2 separate regions of the Homo sapiens genome follow, and region 1 is linked to region 2. A link is a loop called in an ENCODE intact Hi-C map of the cell type or tissue named here. Cell type or tissue: OCI-LY7. All regions are shown on one strand. Each heading gives the region's core, and the rest is flanking DNA. Links, peaks and the distances in the headings are about the cores only.

The links. Peaks named below come from ENCODE experiments on the same cell type or tissue, not always from the same donor. Only the 100,000 strongest peaks of a DNase experiment are listed, where the experiment ranks them.
Region 1: it touches region 2 in a loop (5-fold over the local background); 76 of 110 quality-filtered maps call a loop at or near these places.

What each region holds. Positions count from the first base shown.
Region 1 is chr1:92,946,028-92,955,363 of GRCh38, forward strand. All of the region lies in intron 1 of DIPK1A (divergent protein kinase domain 1A), which reads right to left. Among named protein-coding and RNA genes, the nearest start is that of DIPK1A, 11 kb to the right of the region's middle. RefSeq lists enhancers at 3,841-3,900, 5,306-5,395 and silencers at 3,885-4,179, 8,481-8,664. In OCI-LY7, for the core only: CTCF peaks have their summits at 5,180 (motif pointing right), 5,380, 5,941 (motif pointing left) and 6,158; DNase peaks (open chromatin) are centred at 4,064, 5,244, 6,519, 7,714 and 2 weaker places; H3K4me3 peaks cover 5,778 bases; H3K27ac peaks cover 6,826 bases.
Region 2 is chr1:92,854,381-92,863,716 of GRCh38, forward strand. The region is part of intron 2 of DIPK1A (divergent protein kinase domain 1A); the gene reads right to left. Among named protein-coding and RNA genes, the nearest start is that of SNORA66, 18 kb to the left of the region's middle. In OCI-LY7, for the core only: a CTCF peak has its summit at 4,705 (motif pointing right); a DNase peak (open chromatin) is centred at 4,701; H3K4me3 peaks cover 822 bases; H3K27ac peaks cover 1,424 bases.

The DNA of each region.
Region 1 (9,336 bases), core at 645-8,644, 92 kb after region 2:
GGAATTTACAAACATCACATGTTCTTTTCCCTATTGGCAGAAATATGGTCTAGCTTCTGGGAAGGGACAAATCCTTGTAGTAATGTGCTAAATAACAAGGGGCAATTGTTGAGGTCTGTTAATTCTACGTGCTTCCTATAATAAAAGGAAAATAACTATAAGCTGCAGACAATGGGTTTCAGGTTTATAAGGGAGATTTTCCTTTATGGAAGAATTAACAAGTCATAATAATATAATATTATTTATAGTTCTCATATTCAAAATTCAACTTATATGGAGACTTGGTTGTATAAAAGGAAAAAATATAAATGTTATCAACTTTGGCAGTGTAAAATTAAAAGTAGCTGACAGAAAGTGGGAAGTAGAAGAGAGGAAAAAACAGGTAGAAAAAGGAGCACATGTTCTCATGTCCCTTCTAAAAAAGGGGAGAGTCAAGAAAGACTGTCAAAAGCGGATAAAATAAGAAACAGTTGTTATTTCTGAGGTTACCAAGTTAAGCAACAGAATAAGTTAAATTAAAATTACAACTATCAAACAATGGAGAGGGATAATGATGTGAGAAAACTAAATATTCATTTTTTAACACCAAGTTAGCAAATATTAACTAAACTTGATAAATCAAGAAACAGAGGTAGGCTGGGCCCGATGGCTCATGCCTGTAGTCCCAGTACTTTGGGGGCTGAGGCAGGCAGATTGCTTGAGCCCAGGAGTTTGAGATCAGCCTGGGCAACATGGTGAAACCCTGCCTCTATAAAAAAATACAAAAATTGGCCAAGCCTGGTGGCACTTGTCTATGGTCCCAACTACTTGGGAGGCTGAGGTGGGAGGATCTCCCGAGCCTGCGATGTTGAAGCGGCAGTGAGCTGAGACTGTGCCACTGTACTCCAGCCTGGGTGACAGAGTGAGACCCTGTCTCAAAAAAAAAAAAAAAAAACCACACAGACATAAAAGTCTATTATGTAGAGCAGTGATCTCCAAATTTTTTTGATAATGCAATCCTTTCAGGAAAATAGTAATAAGCACAAATCCCTGATATAATTATATTTAGTTATTTCTATTCTATGTAAAACTACGACTATACTCATCTATTATATGTATATAGTAACTTACACAAAAATAAAAGTTTTAAGTATGTAAGAATAATTTTGAATGCATTTTTCAAGGCGGGGAAATACTTATAATAATACATCAAAATACAGAAAATCATCAGTTATTCTTATACAAAAATAAACATTTTAAGATATTTTTTAAAAGTATATAAGCTGGGCAAATGATCTGAACAGACATTTCTCAAAAGAAGACATACAAATGGTCAAAACAAGGATAAGAAAATCATCAGGGAAATGCAAATCAAAACTACAATGAGCTATCATCTCACCCCAGTTAGAATGGCTATTACCAAAAAGACAAAAAATAACAAATACTGGCAAAGATGCAGAGAAAAGGGAACTCTTATACACAGTTGGTGGGAATATAAATTAGTACAGCCATTATGGGAAAGATTATGGAGGTTCTTCAAAAAAACTACAAACAGAATTACCATATAATGCAGCAATCCCACTACTGGGTATTTATCCAAAGGAAAGGAAATCAGTATGGAGAGACAGCTGTACTTCCATGTTTACTGCAGCATGATTCACAATAGCCAAGATAGGGAATCAATCAAAGTAATGGAATACTATTCAGCCACAGAAAACAATGAAATCTTGTCTTTCACGGCAATATGGATGAGCCTGCAGGACAGTATGTTAAGTGAAACAAGCCAGGCGCAGCAAGATAAATACCACATGTTTTCACTCATATGTGGAAACTAAAACAGTTGATCTCATAGAAATAGATAGTAGAATGGTGGTTACCAGAGGTAGGAAAAGGTACGGGGGACAGAGGAATAGCTAAAGATTGGTTAACCGACACAAAAGTGCAGCTAGATAGGAGGAATAAGTTCTAGTATTCTACAGCACTGTAGAGTGACTCTAGTTAACAATAATTTATTGCATATTTTCAAATAGCTAGGAGAGGATTTTGTATGTTCCCAGTTTAAAGAAATGATAAAAGTTTAAGGGGATAGACGTGCTAATTATCCTGATTTGATCATTATACTTACATGGAGACTTGGTTGTACAATAGGAAAAAATATAAATGTTATCAACTTTGGCAGTATAAAAGTAAAAGTGTAGCTGACAGAAAGTGGGAGGGACATTCCAAGGCAAAGAGGAAAGGTAGGGTAGACATGTTGACACATGAGACAGCATGTTGTCTGGAAAACTGGAAGTTTTTCAGGATTGCTAGAGCAAATGGTACATGAGGTGGTGGTGGCAGGAATGGAACATGTATTGAAATATCACATTGTACCCCATAAATATGTACAATTATGTGTCAACTAAAAATAATTTTTAAAAACTTTTTTAAAAAGGTAATTAACTTTTTTCTTTAAAAAATAGAGACGGGTTCTCATTATGTTGCCCAGGCTGGTCTCGAACTCTTGAGCTCAAGTGATCCTCTTGCCTCAGCCTCCCAAAGTGCTGGGATTACAGGCATGAGCCACCACACCCAGCTAAAAGGTAGTTAACTTCATATTCATATATATATATTTATTTTATATTTTTTTGTATTTAATATATATACGTATATATACATATGTGTATATATACATGTATATGTATATATACACATATGTATATACACATATATTTTTTATATTTAATATATATGTATATATACATATATATGTATATATATGTGTGTGTGTGTATATATATATATGTGTGTGTATATATATATATTTTTCCCCCCTGAGGTGGAGTTTCACTCTTGTTGCCCAGGCTGGAGTGCAATGGTGCGATCTTGGCTCACTGCAGCCTCCACCTCCCGGGTTCAAGCGATTCTCCTGCCTCAGCCTCACAAGTAGCTGGGATTACAGATGACCACCACCATACCCGGCTAATTTTTTGTATTTTTAGTAGAGATGGGGTTTCACCATATTGGCCTGGCTGGTCTCGAACTCCTGACCTCAGGTGATCCACCCACTTCAGCCTCTCAAAGTACTGGGATTAGTTAACTTCATTTTTTTAAAGCAGCATACAAATAAAGAACCAACGATTTGACATTCTTCTTACCCACTTCTCTACCCTCCCACTCCCACCCCCAAAATTAGAACTTCACCTTCCTTCAGGAAGTATTTGGGGAACTTAAAAAACTTAATAAAGTTAATATACTTTCCAAAATGTATACAATAAATAAAATTTCAAATAATTCTTTTTTTTTGAGACAGAGTTTCGCTCTTGTTGCCCAGGCTGGAGTGCAATGGCGCAATCTCAGCTCACTGCAACCTCCACCTCCCGGGTTCAAGCAATTCTCCTGCCTCAGCCTTCTGAGTAGCTGAGATTACAGGCACCCACCACCACACCTAGCTAATTTTTTTGTATTTTTAGTAGAGACGGGGTTTTACCATGTTGGCCAGGTTGGTCTCGAACTTCTGACCTCAGGTGATCTACCCACCTCGGCCTCCCAAAGTGCTAGGATTACAAGCATGAGCCACTGTGCCCAGCAATAATTTCTTTCAGTACTCAAATTAAGAATCTTATGAACCTCCCAGGATGTGTACAGTTTTCTTTAGAGATATAGCTATAGAAGTAAGAGGCATAGTAACCAGGAAATCCAAAAATATAAATGGTTAAAGAGAGGCTACCTTTAGGGAATAAAGCTAGGGGCAGGATGAAGTGGAAGGAGAAACATAGTTTGTATCATAAGCTCATCTATACTATTTGACTTGCTGTGTACACATTCTTTCAGATAAGGAATTAGTTTATCTAATCAGTTCTATAAAACTCTGTATCTTTACAATTATGTATGCTGATTCATTTCATTCAACAAATATTTTTTCCTCATCTGCTCTGCCCTAGCCACAAAAGACAGAGAAAACTGACATTTTAGCTCTCAAAGAGATCACAGTCTGGGATGGAAGAAGGATATGGAAACCACTGACAACATTTCAGTCTTCTAAGTGCTTAAGAGAAGAGCATGCCAGGTATCATGCACTCGCAGTTTGGGTCACAGAAGAGGTACACTAATACTGTGGAGTATTAAGGAGGGACTGCTGAAAGGTCACTTCCTCTTTGAGTTGAGACTTAAAGGACAAGTAAAAAAAAGACAATAAACCAGATGAATGGGTATGGAGAGCAAATGGGGAAAGGACATTCTAAGGCAAAGAGGAAAGGTGGGGTGGACACGTTGACACATGAGAGAGAGCATGTTGTCTGGAAACTGGAAGTTTTTCAGGATTGATAGAGCAAATGGTGCACAAGGTGGTAGTGGCAGGAATGGAACGACAATATAGGAAGGGGCAAGAAATGAAGAGCGGTGCTCAGAACTCTGCATAGACTCCTAAAGGCAATGGGAAGCCACTGAAGGATTTCACCAGCAGGAAGGGAGACCTGAACAAATTACTTTGGAAGCAATGTGGAGGATAGATCTGAAAGGGTTAGACTGGGCTATTACAATGGGCCTAATTAGACAAAAGGAGATGTGAATTACAGTAACAGCAGAAGAATGAAGATGAGATGATGCATTCAAAAGTTATTTGGGAGGCGGGAGGATAGCTTGCTTGAGCCTGGGACGACGCTGCAGTGAGCTATGATTGTGCCACTGCACTCCAGTCTAGGAAACAGAGGGAGAGCCTGTCTCAAACAAACAAACAAAAAAGAATAGTGTTTATGGTAAAAACAAGTATTTCCAAATGTAATTGTTAGCAGCTATTTTCATTTTCCTTCCTTTAATAAACATCCAAGACTCCTTTCATAGTTATTGCCAGAAGGATTAATATAATCATAGCTCTCTTATAAAAATCTCTTGCTTTGGTACCACCGTTAAACCTAATACTAATAGGAAAGAAACAAAGTATTTTAAGAAATAATTACTTTTTTTTACTATTAGAATTCAATTATATCTTCCTGTGGAGGCAGAATTCTATAGATATCCACCAACATTTCCACCCTCTGGTTATTTCAAATACTAATCCAAGTACTGCTGTGAAGGAGGGACTTTGCAAGTGGAACTAAGGTTACTACTCAGATGACTTTAAAATAGAGATTATCCTGGATTATCTGAGTGGATCCAACGCAATCATACGAGCTCTTAAAAGCAGAAGAGGAAGGCAGAGGAGTTAGTAAGATGAGGCAGAAGAGGGAGGCAGAGAGATGTGAAACAAAGGACTCCACCCATAGTTGCTGGCTTTGAAGTTGGAGAAAGGGAAACATGAACCATGAACCATGAACCATGAAATGCAGGTGGCCTCTAGAGGCTGAGAACAATCCTCAGCCAGCAGCCAGCAAGGAAATGGAGACTCAGTCCTGCAACCACATGTAACTGAATTCTGACAACTGGAAAGAATCTGGAAGCCGAATCATTCCCAAAACTCTAGAAAGAAACTCAGCCCTGGTGACACTGATTTCAACCTTGTGAAACTTGGAGCAGAGAAACAGCTGAGTCACACTGTGCCCTGACTTCTAAGTTAACAAAACTCTGAGATCAGGGTACAAACAAATGGGCGTTGTTTTAAGCCACTAAATTTGTGGTAATTCGTTACAGGAGCACTGGAAAACTAATACTCTTTATTTAATCACTGACTTCAAATATGCTCTGTCAAATCTCATTTTTCTATTAAGAGATGTAACTTTGAACAGAGTTCATACATTTCCAGTCATACTCAATTACTATAAAATCCAGTCTAATTTACTTTCCCCAAACTAATTTTGAAAATGTTTAAACCTACAGAAAATTTAAAAGACTAATACAATGAATACTCTTATACCCTATACCTACCTATATTTATCAACTGCTAACATTGTTCTAATTTATTTGCCTTTTCACTCTTCCTAAATATACATAAATACTCCCCCGCCCCCCACCCTCTCCTTCTCTGTATCAGGCATTCTAAACTGTAGATGATTTTGCCCCCCAGAGGACAACTTATCATCAGGAAAATGAAATTAAAACTACAATGAAATACCAACTCACACCCATGAGAATGGCCACTCTTTAAAAAAAAAAAAAACACACACAAATGTCTGGAGACATATCTGATAGTCACTACTGGGGGAATGCTACTGATATCTAACGGGTAGAGCCCATGGATGCTGCTAAACATCCTGCAACACCAAGTCCCACACAATTATCCAGCCCAAAATATCAATAATGCTGAGATTAAGAAACCCTGCTTTCTGTATATGTATATACAAACATTTTTTTCCTGAACCATTTGTAAGTAAATTACAGACATTATGATACTTTTTACCCTAAAGGCTTTAGTTTTGGCTGGGCATAGTGGCTCACGCCTGTAATGCCAGGACTTTGGGAGGCCAAGGTGGGCCGACTGCTTGAGCCCAGGAGTTCGAGACCAGCCTGGGCAACATGGTGAAACCTGGTCTCTACAAAAAATACAAAAACTAGCCAGGTGTGGTGGCACAGGCCTGTGGGCCCAGCTATTTGGGAGGCTGAGGTGGGAGATCGCTTGAGCCAGGAAGGCTAGGTTGCAGTGAACCATTGAGCCATGATGACGCCACTGCACTCCAGCCTGGGTAACAAAGCAAGACTTTGCCTGAAAAAAACACTACAGTTTATATTTTCTGAAAACCAGAACACTATCCCATACAGCACAATTTAACATTGATACAATACTACTATCCAATATGTAATCCATTTTCAAATTTCCCCGTAATCTAAAAAAAATCCTTTATGGCTTTTTTTTAAAAAAAAATACAGGATCCAATGAAAGGTACATAGGATGGCAGCCTGATCAACATTCTAGATTTAAAATAAATAAGGAGTCCCAATTTTCAAGCAGTGGGGGACAGGGAGTAAAACTTGTGGCACTAGCTCTAAGATCTAATAATAGTCTATGACTCTGATACTATGCTACATCTGAAATGGATGTACTAATTCAGAAGCTTGTTAATACATTAAAATCTCTCTTGGAAGAATATCTTCAAACATGTTTACCCTGTTCTTAAGAAAGGGGAACTCTGCTCACAATAACACATAACCCTGTTGAATAAATATCAATCTGAAACAACAAATCAAGAAGGAACTTTCTCCAAAGAAGATATACAAATGGCCAAAAAGCATATGAAAAGATGTTCAACACCACTAATCATCAGGAAAGTGAATAAAAACTAAAACAAGGTATCAGCTCACGCCCGTGAGAATGGTCACTCTTAAAAAAAAAAAAAGAAAAGAAGTGCAGACGGGGATGTGGAAAAATTGAAACCCTTGTGTATTGTTGGTGGGAATGTAAAAGGGTAAAGCCACTTTGGAAAACAGTATGAAGGTTGCTAAAAAAATTAAAAATAGAATTACCATGTGATCCAACAATCCCACTTCTGGATATACAAAAAAATTGAAAGCAAGATCTCAAAGAGATATTTGCACTCCCATGTTCATTGTAGTACAATTCACAATAGCCAAGAGGTAGAGGCAACCTAAATGTTCATCGACTAATGAATGGATAAAGGAAATGTGGAATATACATACAATGGAATACTATTCACCTTTAAAAAAGAAGGAAATCCTGTCATAATCTACATGGGTGACATTATGTTAAGTGAAATAAGGCAGTCACAAAAAGACAAATGCTGTGTGATTCCACTTATATGAAGTATAAAGCAGTCTAATGGAAACAGAAAGCAGAATGTGGTCACCAAGGGCCAGGGGCAGGAGGAAATGAGGAGTCGTTCAATGGGTAGAGTTTCGACTTTGCAGGATGAAGAAGTTCTAGAGATCTGCTGCACAGATCTTTGTTGCTGCACAAAGTGCATAAAATAGTTAATACTACTATACTATATGCTTAAAAATGGTTAAGATAGCAAATTTTATGTGCTTTTGACCATAATTTAAAAAAACAAAAAATGAAACAGAAAAAAATAACCACCATTCCATGATCACACCTAAGAAAGATAACTATTTAATTTCATTAAATACCCAATCAACAACAAAAAAGGAATTGCTTATTTTCAAAGATAAATTCATTTACTAATATTTTGGGTTATTAAAACATGCACATTGCAATATCCTGGTTTTCTAAACTCGCATACTTCGTAGATTAAAAAGTTTTAAAGGAAAATTATTTGCAAATGATTTGAACATCTAGAAATGAATATGGCCAGACATAGTAGCTCATACATATAATCCTAGCATTTTGGAAGTCCAAGGTGGGAAGGTGCACTTGAACCCAGGAGTTTGAGACCAGCCTGGGCAACAAAGCAAGACCCTGTCTCACAAAAAAAAAAATAAATAAATAAATAAAAGAAATGGATATGTTAAAAATATTAACACTTTATCTTTTCTTTCTTTTTTTTTTTTTTTTTTTTGTTTTGAGACAGAGTCTCACTCTGTCACCCAGACTGGAGTGCAGTGGCGTGATCTTGGCTCACTGCAACCTCCAACTCCCGGGTTCAAGCTCTCCCACCTCAGCCTCCCAAGTAGCTGGGACTACAGGCACATGCCACCATACCCGGCTATTTTTTGTACTTTTAGTAGAGACAGGGTTTCGCCACATTGGCCAGACTGGTCTCAAACTCCTGACCTCAAGTGATCCACCTGCCTCAGCCTCTCAAAGTGCTGGGATTACAGACGTGAGCCTCCGTGCCCAGCCGACAACACCTTACCTCTTCAATCAGACAATGTAAAATGATGGTATTTAACAGGATGATATAGTGTTGCTTTTAGAAACAACTTTTAAAAATAAAAACAATAAAATGTACCTAACTGCTACAAAAAAAGAAAACTTTCATGGAGAATAAAAAATAATACTATAATCCATCAAGATGAAAAACTGGGGCACTCCACAAAAAAACCTGCACACAGATGTTTATGTAGCAGCCTTATTCATAATTGCCAAATACTGGAAGCAACTAAGATGCCCTTCAGTAAGTGAATGGATAAACTGTGGTACACCCAGACAACGAAATATTATTCAGCGTTAAAAAGAAATGAGCTATTAAGCCATGAAAAGCCATAGAGGAGACGTAAATGCATATTACTAAGTGAAAGAAGCCTATTTGAAAAGGCTACCTAAAATACTACGTGATTCCAACTAGATGACATTTTAGAAAAAGGCAAAACTATGGAGACAATAAAGACCAGTGGCTTTTGGGGGCTCAGTGGGGACAGAAGGATAAATAAGCAGAGCACAGATTTTTAAGGCAGTGAAACTACACTCTATACAATAATGATGGATACATGTCATTATGCATTTATCCAAACACACTGAATGTACAACACAAAGAATGAACTCTAATGTAAAACTATGGACTTTGGGTGATAATACGTCAGTGTAAGTTC
Region 2 (9,336 bases), core at 569-8,568:
CTAGCCCAGTCAGTTTGGCTCCAGAGCCCACTCTCTTAATGACTATTGTATATTGCTCAGAATGGCACAGGCTCCTCAGGCCTGCCTCCTGTACCCTCCTACCAATACTCCTTACAGTTTGCTTGGAGGATATGGGCAGTCCTGATAGAGATCAAGAGCCCTGCCCATGTGCAGAGTTAAGTGTCAACACCAAGGCACTGTTGCCCTTCAGCTAGTAGTAGTGGAGAAGTTCCTGGACAAGCCCTTGGCTATGACCTGGTTTCTCTTTCAGATCTGTCTGTAGCTAAGAATATTAAGTTTCATCTTCAGGAGAGGAGCAAAGCAATCTAGTTCTTAAACTCAAGTTTGGGAGGCCACTTGGGAGAGGCCCAATGCCTTTCTTCCATCTGGTCAACCTCTGGGGATATTTTAGAAAATGCAGAACCATCTGTTAGGCATATCTGCTTGGTAGCAGATGGCCCGCAATTTCATTGGCATGTTTCTTCCTTGATGCAAAGGTGATGGGAAGTCTGAGGCCTCATTAGGAGGAGCTTGAGTGAAAGCTCCTGTAGGTATGGTTTAGGGTTTCCAAGGAAGTCATATCATATAGACCACATTCTCTGACCACATATAAATAAAAAATAAGTGGAAGAAAAAAAGTCAAGTTGAAGTCCCATAGCTCAAACATGGCCCATTGCAAAAGAAAAGAGAAAAAAAAAGACCAAAAAACTGTACAATTTTTTTAAAAAGTAAAAAGTAAAACAAAAAAACAAACATATGTTTGGAAACTAAAAAGCATATTCCTAAATAATTTGTGGGTTAAAGTAGAAATTACCATGGAAATGCAGAAATATTTAGAAGTGAACAACAATGCAAGTGTATATATCAAAACTTGTGGGAGGCAGCCAAAGCAGTTCTTACAGTGAAAATTATAGCAATTTCCAAATTTAAACGCAATGACGAAAAAACCAAGATACTGAATATAAATAATCGCTCAACTAAAGAGACTTAAAAAAACCAACCAACCAACCAAACAAACAAACAAAAAAAACCCAACAGACCGGCTCAGTGGCTCACAACTGTAATCCCAGCACTTTGGGAGATCAGGGCAGGAGGACTGCTTGAGGCCAGAAGTTTAAGACCAGCCTAGGCAACATAGTGAGACCTCATATCTAAAAATTTTTTTTTTTTTAAATTAGCCAGGCATGGTGGTGTGTGCCTGTAGTCCCAGCTACTCAGGAGGGTGAGGAAGGAGGATCCCTTGAACCCATGAGGTTGAGGCTGCCACGATCATGCCATTGTACTCCAGCCTGGGCAACAAAGTGAGACTCTGTCTCTAAGAAAAAAAAAAGAAAACCCAACAATAATGAAAATAAACTCTCAAAATAAGTAGGAGAAAAGAAATAATAAATGAAGAAATAAATGGAAAAAAAATCAGGCCAGGTGTGGTGGCTCACGTCGATAATCCCCAGCACTTTGGGAGGCTGAGGAGGGTGAATCACTTGAGTCCAGGAGTTCCAGACCAGACTGGACAACATGGCAAAACTTTGTATCTACAAAAAATACAAAAATTAGCCAGGTGTGGATGCACACCTGTGTCCTAGCTACTCGGAAGGCTGAGGTGGGAGGATGGCTTGAGCCCTGGAGGTCAAGGCTGCAGTGAAATGTGATTGTGCCACTGCACTCCAGCCTGAGTGACAGAGTGAGACCCTGTCTCAAAATAAATAAATAAATAAAAATAAAAAGGTAGCTCTTTGAAAACTTTACCAAAAAAGATACACTTTTAGCAAGACTGATTATGAGAAAAAGAGGAGAAACAAACATTATTAGGAAAGAAAAGAGTAGTGGTGGCAAAAAAATAGAAACAATTTATGGTAATACATTTGAAATAAACAATTTTTCTAGAAAAATATACATAATAGAAAGTCATACAGGAACAAACAAAAAAGCTGAATTAGATTAATACATATAAAAATTGAATCAATAACCAAAAATGTTTCCTTCCAAAGAAAGCAGGCCAATAACTCTATAAAAGATTAGTTTATTTACTATTATTTATTATTATTATTATTTTTTGAGACGGAGTTTCCTCTTGTTGCCCAGGCTGGAGTGCAATGGCACGATCTCGGCTCACTGCAACCTCCTCCTCCTGGGATCAAGCGATTCTCCTGCCTCGGCCTCCCAAGTAGCTGGGATTACAGGTGTCCACCACCAAGCCCAGGTAATTTTGTATTTTTAGTAGAGATGGGGTTTCTCCATGTTGGTCAGGCTGGGCTCGAACTTTTGACCTCAGGTTATCCACCCGCCTTGGCCTCCCAAAGTGCTGGGATTACAGGCGTGAACCACTGCGCCAGGTCTTGAGAGATTAGTTTTAAGGAAGGAAAAAAAGAAAAGGAAAAGAAGAGAAAAGACAAGATAAGACAAGATGTGATGCAGGCCAGGGTACAGTCTTGGAAGGACTGCAGCATGCCATCTAGGTGCAGTACTGGGAGATTTGCCATCCAGATGCAGTTTGTGAGAGTGGAAAATGGGTAAGAACGTTAATGCCCCTCAACAGGAGAATGGTTGAATAAAGTGGTATATTCATAGTACGAAATACTATGCAGTCATTAAAATGAAATAAATAGGCCCAGACATATCAACATAATGTGAAATAGAAACAATTTCAGAATGACGTGAGCAGTTTAGTACCATTTATTAAAGTTTAGATATATGCAAACATAAACATAGTATTTATGTACCCCTGCCACATGCAGTGAAAGTAGAAAAACATCATGGCAAAAACTCATACCAAATTCAAGATGGTGATTCCTCTAAAGAGGGAGGAAGGAGAATATCAGGCAGGATAAGAGAGCTTCAACTATACCTGTAATGTTTTACTTCTTTTTAAAAATGAAGCAAATATGGCAAAAGGTTAAGATTTGTTAAGAAGGTGGTAGCTACACAGCGTTTGTCATATTGTTTTTTTTTTTTTTTTCTGAGATGGAGTTTCGCTTTTGTCACCCAGGCTGGAGTGCAGTGGCGTGGTCTTGGCTTACTGCAAACTCCACCTCCCCAGTTCAAGTGATTCTCCTGCCTCAGTCTCCCGAATAGCTAGGATTATAGGAACCTGCCATCACGCCCAGCTAATTTTTGTATTTTTAGTAGAGATGGGGTTTCACCATGTTAGCTAGGCTGGTCTGGAACTCCTGACCTCAGGCGATCTGCCTGCCTTGGCCTCCCAAAGTGCTTGGGATTACAGGAGTGAGCCACCGTGCCCGGCTGTCATATTGTTTTTTATATGCCAATACTGTTCTATGAGATTTGCATGTATATATCTTAAATTCTCAAAATCTCCCTATGGAATAGGTATTACCATTATCTCCATTTTATTGATAAAGAAACTGAGGCAAGAGAGGTTAAGAAGAGGGTAAGAAATTTACAGAGAGCAGGTTAATGGCAGAGTTGGAACCTGAGCCCAGATAGTCTGCCTCCAGAGCCTGTTCTTTTAACCACTAAAGTAACAGAACCAGGATTATTTATGTTGGAGAGGAGCATGCAGAGCAGGTTTAGCACCGACTGTGTCAGATACCCCTCCCGAGTGCACCCACTAAAGGTGTCTCTGGTCATTCCCTCCATACAAGCAACTCACAACAGGGCTAGGACTTTCATCCTTATTTCCTGAGGACTTTGTACAATGCCTGACGCATAATCAAATACAGATAAAAAAGCACTTGCCAAATGGATGAATGAAGTGTATGCTGGGTTTTTATCCGGAAGTAGGGCCCTCTGTCATGAACAATTCATGGGATCGGACTTAAAGAGTGATATCCTTCCACTGTCCTGATCTTGGGCTCCTGAATCTTAAGAAACACTTCATCTTAACTCTGTTCAATGTCAGGATTTAAACATGACTCTTTCCACAACCATCTTTCAATAATCATCTTGGGAGTTTATATTTCTTTCCTGACACTATTTTCTTCCTCCCTTCTTTCTGTATATTCTGAAATCTAACATTATTTGTGTCCAAGTTATCTTCCCTTGTGGAAAGCTGGATGATTTGAAGGCAGATACTTGGTTACATTCATCTTCAAACCTCCCCTCCTCTCTAGCACACAGCACAGTTTGGTATTTAAGTGTTCCGTAAATGTTTATTAAATAACCAACATAAATAGTGGCTTTGGCTTTAAAATCTCATTGAGGATTAAAGTGCATACTTTTCTATAATATTTAATACTTTTTTTTTTTAAAGCACAAACCAGGTAGCTCATTAGTAAACTTATTGGGAAGCAGTAAAGACTAGTCTGGCATTCAGCTACAAGACAAATTCTAGTTCTAAGAAAAAATCTCAAGCCAACCCTTCATCAAAGAGGCAGTTACAATGAGCAGGCTCTTCCACTTGTGGCTTACATCAAAAACCAAAAGCAAATTTCCCACATGCTTGTATAGAAAGGATGGTTGGCCACGTACTGTTTTGTTTTGTTTTGTTGTTTTTCAGGCACAGCCACAGACACAAACTGTAATTACTGTCAGTAAAACGATATTCTAAATAAAAAGACACAGAAATTATAGAGAATGTTTCACTTTACCATAGGATGATCAGCGAAAACATCAAAGGTTTTTCCTGTCCTAAGATTGTTCTTTACTCCGGTGATTCTCCTAAATGCCTCTCTTGCCTGCACATACCTCATCAAACCAGGAGATGGCACTCTTTAGTCTTATTTGACGAAACCCACCCGAGTTGAATGAATAATTTCATCAACTATGGAAACTATACCACAAGGGGGCAATAACAATGAACAGATGTATACTACCAGGTTTTAAGTAATTTTCTAAGATGTGTGTTCTAAAAATGTATTTCAGACAAACTCATCAATTTTTCCTAAGGAAAAAAAATAGCTGAGTTGGGTTAACAATGCCTGAAAATCTTCCACGTCTCTCGTCAACACCCTCTCCCGTTCCCCGTATCAACGATACTAAATCTTCACCATTTTCTAGACTTGCACTTCATGTTCGCGTTCTCATCCTCTCTCTCTCTCAGCCATTAAAAGTGCTCAAATCTCTCTCCCCCCTGCCCGCAACACACACATCCTCTCCACTCTTTCCTTCCTTCGGTTATAATAGAGTCTGCAATTTATTTTAGAATTCCTCAGCACACACAGTTTAATATATGTGTGTAAGTTATAGTCCAGATGTCTCTCATATCCAAATCAGGAATGCACAGGTGCTTGGCTAGAGCTGTAATCAGGAAGCCAATGCTCGAGGCAGCTACTCCAAGCGCTTCTATATTCCTTATCTCCTTACTTTGATCAAGATTGGTCAATTTCTGAGACTTGTTAATTAGGAAATCTGGCTTTTATTGGTGAAATTTGTCATTTTCTCGAGACAGGGTCTCACTCTGTCGCCCAGGCTGGAAGTGCAGTGGCATGATCACAGCTCACTGCAGCCTTGACCTCCTGGGCTCAAGCAATCCTCCCACCTCAGCTTCCTAAGTAGCTAGGATTATAGGTGCATGCCACCACCCTGGCTAATTTTTTATTTTTAGTAGAGATGGTGTGTCAATTTGTTGCCAAGGCTGGTCTCAAGCTACTGGCCTCAGGCAATCTGCCTGCCTTGGTCTCCCAAAGTGCTGAGATTACAGGCATAAGCCACTGCACCCGGCCTGTGGTTTGTTAAATAGCATGATAAATGGATGGATAAATATTACAAATGAATGATAACTGGTAAAATTAAAGGTATCTAAGATATGTGTTGTGGATTGGCTGAAATATGAGATATTCCATACCTTTTAATGAAGAGGTTTTAAGAACTAGTTGAGGCTATAATCTTTACCTTTAGGGAGGTACCTGGAGCTAACAGTTTTACAGTTAGAGGTTCTCAAACTTTAGAGAGCTTCAGATTGCACGGAGGGCTGATGAAAACACAGTTTGCTGGACCTGTCTCAGAGTTTCTGGACTCAGTAGGTCTTGGATTAGGCTGAAAATATGCATTAATTTTAAGTGCCCACGCTGGCCTAAGAGACCACGTACTGAGAATTATTGGTTCAGAATTTCTAGTGGCCTGATGCTAATTATAAGGAAACACAAGCCTGCCTTTGAAGTATCATTGGTTTTGTCTTGACTAAATCTTTCATGCAAGTTGATAGAGCACTTAAAAAGGCAGACTTGGGGGCCGGACACAGTGGCTCACACCTATAATCCCAGTACTTTGGGAGGCCAAGGCAGGTGGATAACCTGAGGTCAGGAGTTCGAGACCAGCCTGGCCAACTTGGTGAAACCCAATTTCTACTAAAAAAAAAAAAAAAAAAATGGTGGTGTGCACCTTAGTCCCAGCTACTGGGGTGGCTGAGACAGGAGAATTGCTTGAACCCAGGAGGAGGAGGTTGTAGTGGGCCAAGATTGTACCACTGCACTCCAGCGTGGGCGACAGAGCAAGACTGCATCTCAAAAAAAAGAAAAAAAAAGGCAGGGTTAGAACTTTAATAAGTTTACAGGCAGATTATATGAAATGTTTCATGATTGCTTGAAAATAAATATATTTATTGCAAATAAAATGTTTTATGACTGAATAAATGTCTACATGTCTAGCAGAAATTGCTTTCATTACAACCTAGTAATAAGGTTGCATGGGGGTACTTAATCCTCACTTACATCAAACATCGGTGGATTCAGTTCCTTCTCTCCCTCCTTCCCAATCTCTATGTCTTTTATTTTTTTTCTTGACTTATTACAGTGACTAGGATATTCAGTAATATGTGGAATAGAAATGACAACGTATATCCTTGCTTTGATCCTAATATCAGTGATTATATATTCAGACTTTCACCATTACATAAGATGTTGGCTGTGGGTTTTTCATAAATGTCTTTTATCAGGTTAAGAAAGTTCCCTCCTATTCTTAGTTTGCTAAGAATTGATTGAATTTTGCCAAATGCATCTATTCAGATAATCATATATTAATAGCTTTTCTATTCTCTCTCTCTCTTTTTTTTTTTTTTTTTTTTTTTGAGACAGGGTCTCACTCTGTCACCCAGGCTGGAGTGCAATGGCGTGATCTCGGCTCACTGCAACCTCTGCCTCCTGGGTTCCGGCAATTCTTGTGCCTCAGCCTCCCGGGTAGCTGGGATTGCAGGCAAGAACAACCAGGCATGGCCAAATTTTGTATTTCTAGTAGAGACGGGTTTTTGTCATGTTGCCCAGGCTGGTCTCTAACTCTTGGCCTCAAGTGATCCACCCACCTTGGCCTCCCAATGTGCTGGGATTACAGGCGTGAGCTGCTGCGCTCAGCCAATACTCATAACAGTTTTAACAATGATCTCTGACTTGCAAATTTTAGTCCTTATATTATTTAACCTCCTTCAGCATTTGTCCTGGTTGACCACACTGTTTTAAAACTCTTTCCTATGGCTTCTCTCTTCATATTTTCCTCCTCCTTCTCTAGCAACTCTTTTCAATCTTTTTTGAGACAGGGTCTCACTCTGCCGCCCAGTCTGGAGTGCAGTGGCGTTATGCCTCACTGTAGCCTCGACCTCCCTGGGCTCGGGTGATCCTCCCACCTCGGCCTCCCAAGTAGCTGGGACTATAGGCACGCACTACCACACCCGGCTAAGTTTTGTATTTTTTGTAGAGACGAGGTTTCGCCATATTGCTCAGGCTGATCTTGCACTCTTGAGCTCAAGTGAACCACCTGTCTGGCAACTCTTTATGAGTGTTCTTTATGGAATTCTCTTCCTTTCTCACCATCTTAAGTATTAGTGTTTTCCAGGGTTTTGTTCCATTTTCCTTGTGTTCTCTGTATACCATCATCAGTGACATTCCCACAGCTCTGAGGAATCCTGGCTCTATCCCAGCCTAGGCCTTTTTCGTGAATTAAATATCCAAGTGCTCCCTGAACATCTCTTGCCTCGATTTGGATAACCTAAAAGCAATTCACACTCAATCTATCAAAGACTGAACCCATCACACCCTTCCCTCCTCTGTCCCAAGGTTGTCCTCCTTCATGGCCTGCCTCAGTGGAAGGTGCCATCAACCACCTAGGCACCGAGGGAGGAAGCAGTGAGTTGTCCTAAATTTCTTGTTCTTCCCAATTTCCCCAAACTCAACTGGTCACCAATTGCTGGCAATCAAATTATTTCCTTCATATCCTTTGAGGCTGTTTCATCCCTTCCATTCCCATTGTCAATGCCATAGTTTAAACCCTCGTCACTTGTGCCTGGATTATTACAACTGCCATAAAACAGATCCCCCTGCTTGTGCTGTCTCCTGTCTAATCCACCCTCTCCACTACAAGTAGCAAAATTTTTCTAAAACATAAATCGGATCAGTCACTTCCCTGCTTAAAAACTTCTACTGACTCTCTACTGCTCTGAAGGTAAAAGGCGAACTCCTTACCATGAGATACAAGGTCTGTTATGAGTTTGACCCTGCTTCCTTCACCTCTGCAAACTGCCGTTCATCTTCTCTGCTCTAGCTATGCTATGCCTGGAATGTAGCATTATTTCTCATGTTTGTAGCTTTGCACATGCCTCCTTCTGTCTGCAATGCTCATTCATCAAAATTCAGCTCAGATGTAACCTTTTCCAGAAAGCCTTCTGGGACCTTCTTCATTAGGGTTGCCGAGCAAAATACTGCTTAGGATACACTTATGCTGAAAAATTATTGTTGTTTATTGGCAATATTTGGGATATACTTATACTCAAGGTAGTCCTAGTTTATTTTAAATTCAAATGTAACTGAGCATCCTTATTTTTATTTGCTACATCTAGCAACCCTAATCCCAGTCTCACTTATGTGCTCCTCCTTTTTATTTTTCCATATCCCCTACTAGTCTGTAAGCATCTTCAGGGCAGGGATACCTCTCATCTCTGTATCCCCAGGCTCAAGCACAGTGCAGTAAGCAGACAATAAATATTTAACTGAAATCAAATGTTTTATTGCTGGCTTGTCTTTTCTAAGTTGGCTTTAACCCTTAGTCTCTTTCTTGCTTCACAGGAATGAGCTAATCCTAACAGTGATACTGCCTGTCCCAGGATTACAAGAAATATCACAAAATATAAGAGAGTGTAGCATAAGACATGAAGGCCACCAGAAGTGCTACTATGATTTAAGATTGGCCGGGCAGTGGTGGCTCATGCCTACAATCCCAGCACTTTGGGAGGCTGAGGTGGGGGAAATCAATTGAAGCTAAGAGTTCAAGACTAGGCTGGGCAACATAGAAAGACCCCTGTCTCTACCAAAAAAAAAAAAAAAAAACCCACAAAAATTAAAATAAAATAGAGATTTCCTTAGAATAGGGTTTATGTGTGTTAAGATTTCAAATAAATCTGTTTAATAGATTTTTTATAAGTTCATAAAGACTTAAGTTGGTATAAAGGGAAAA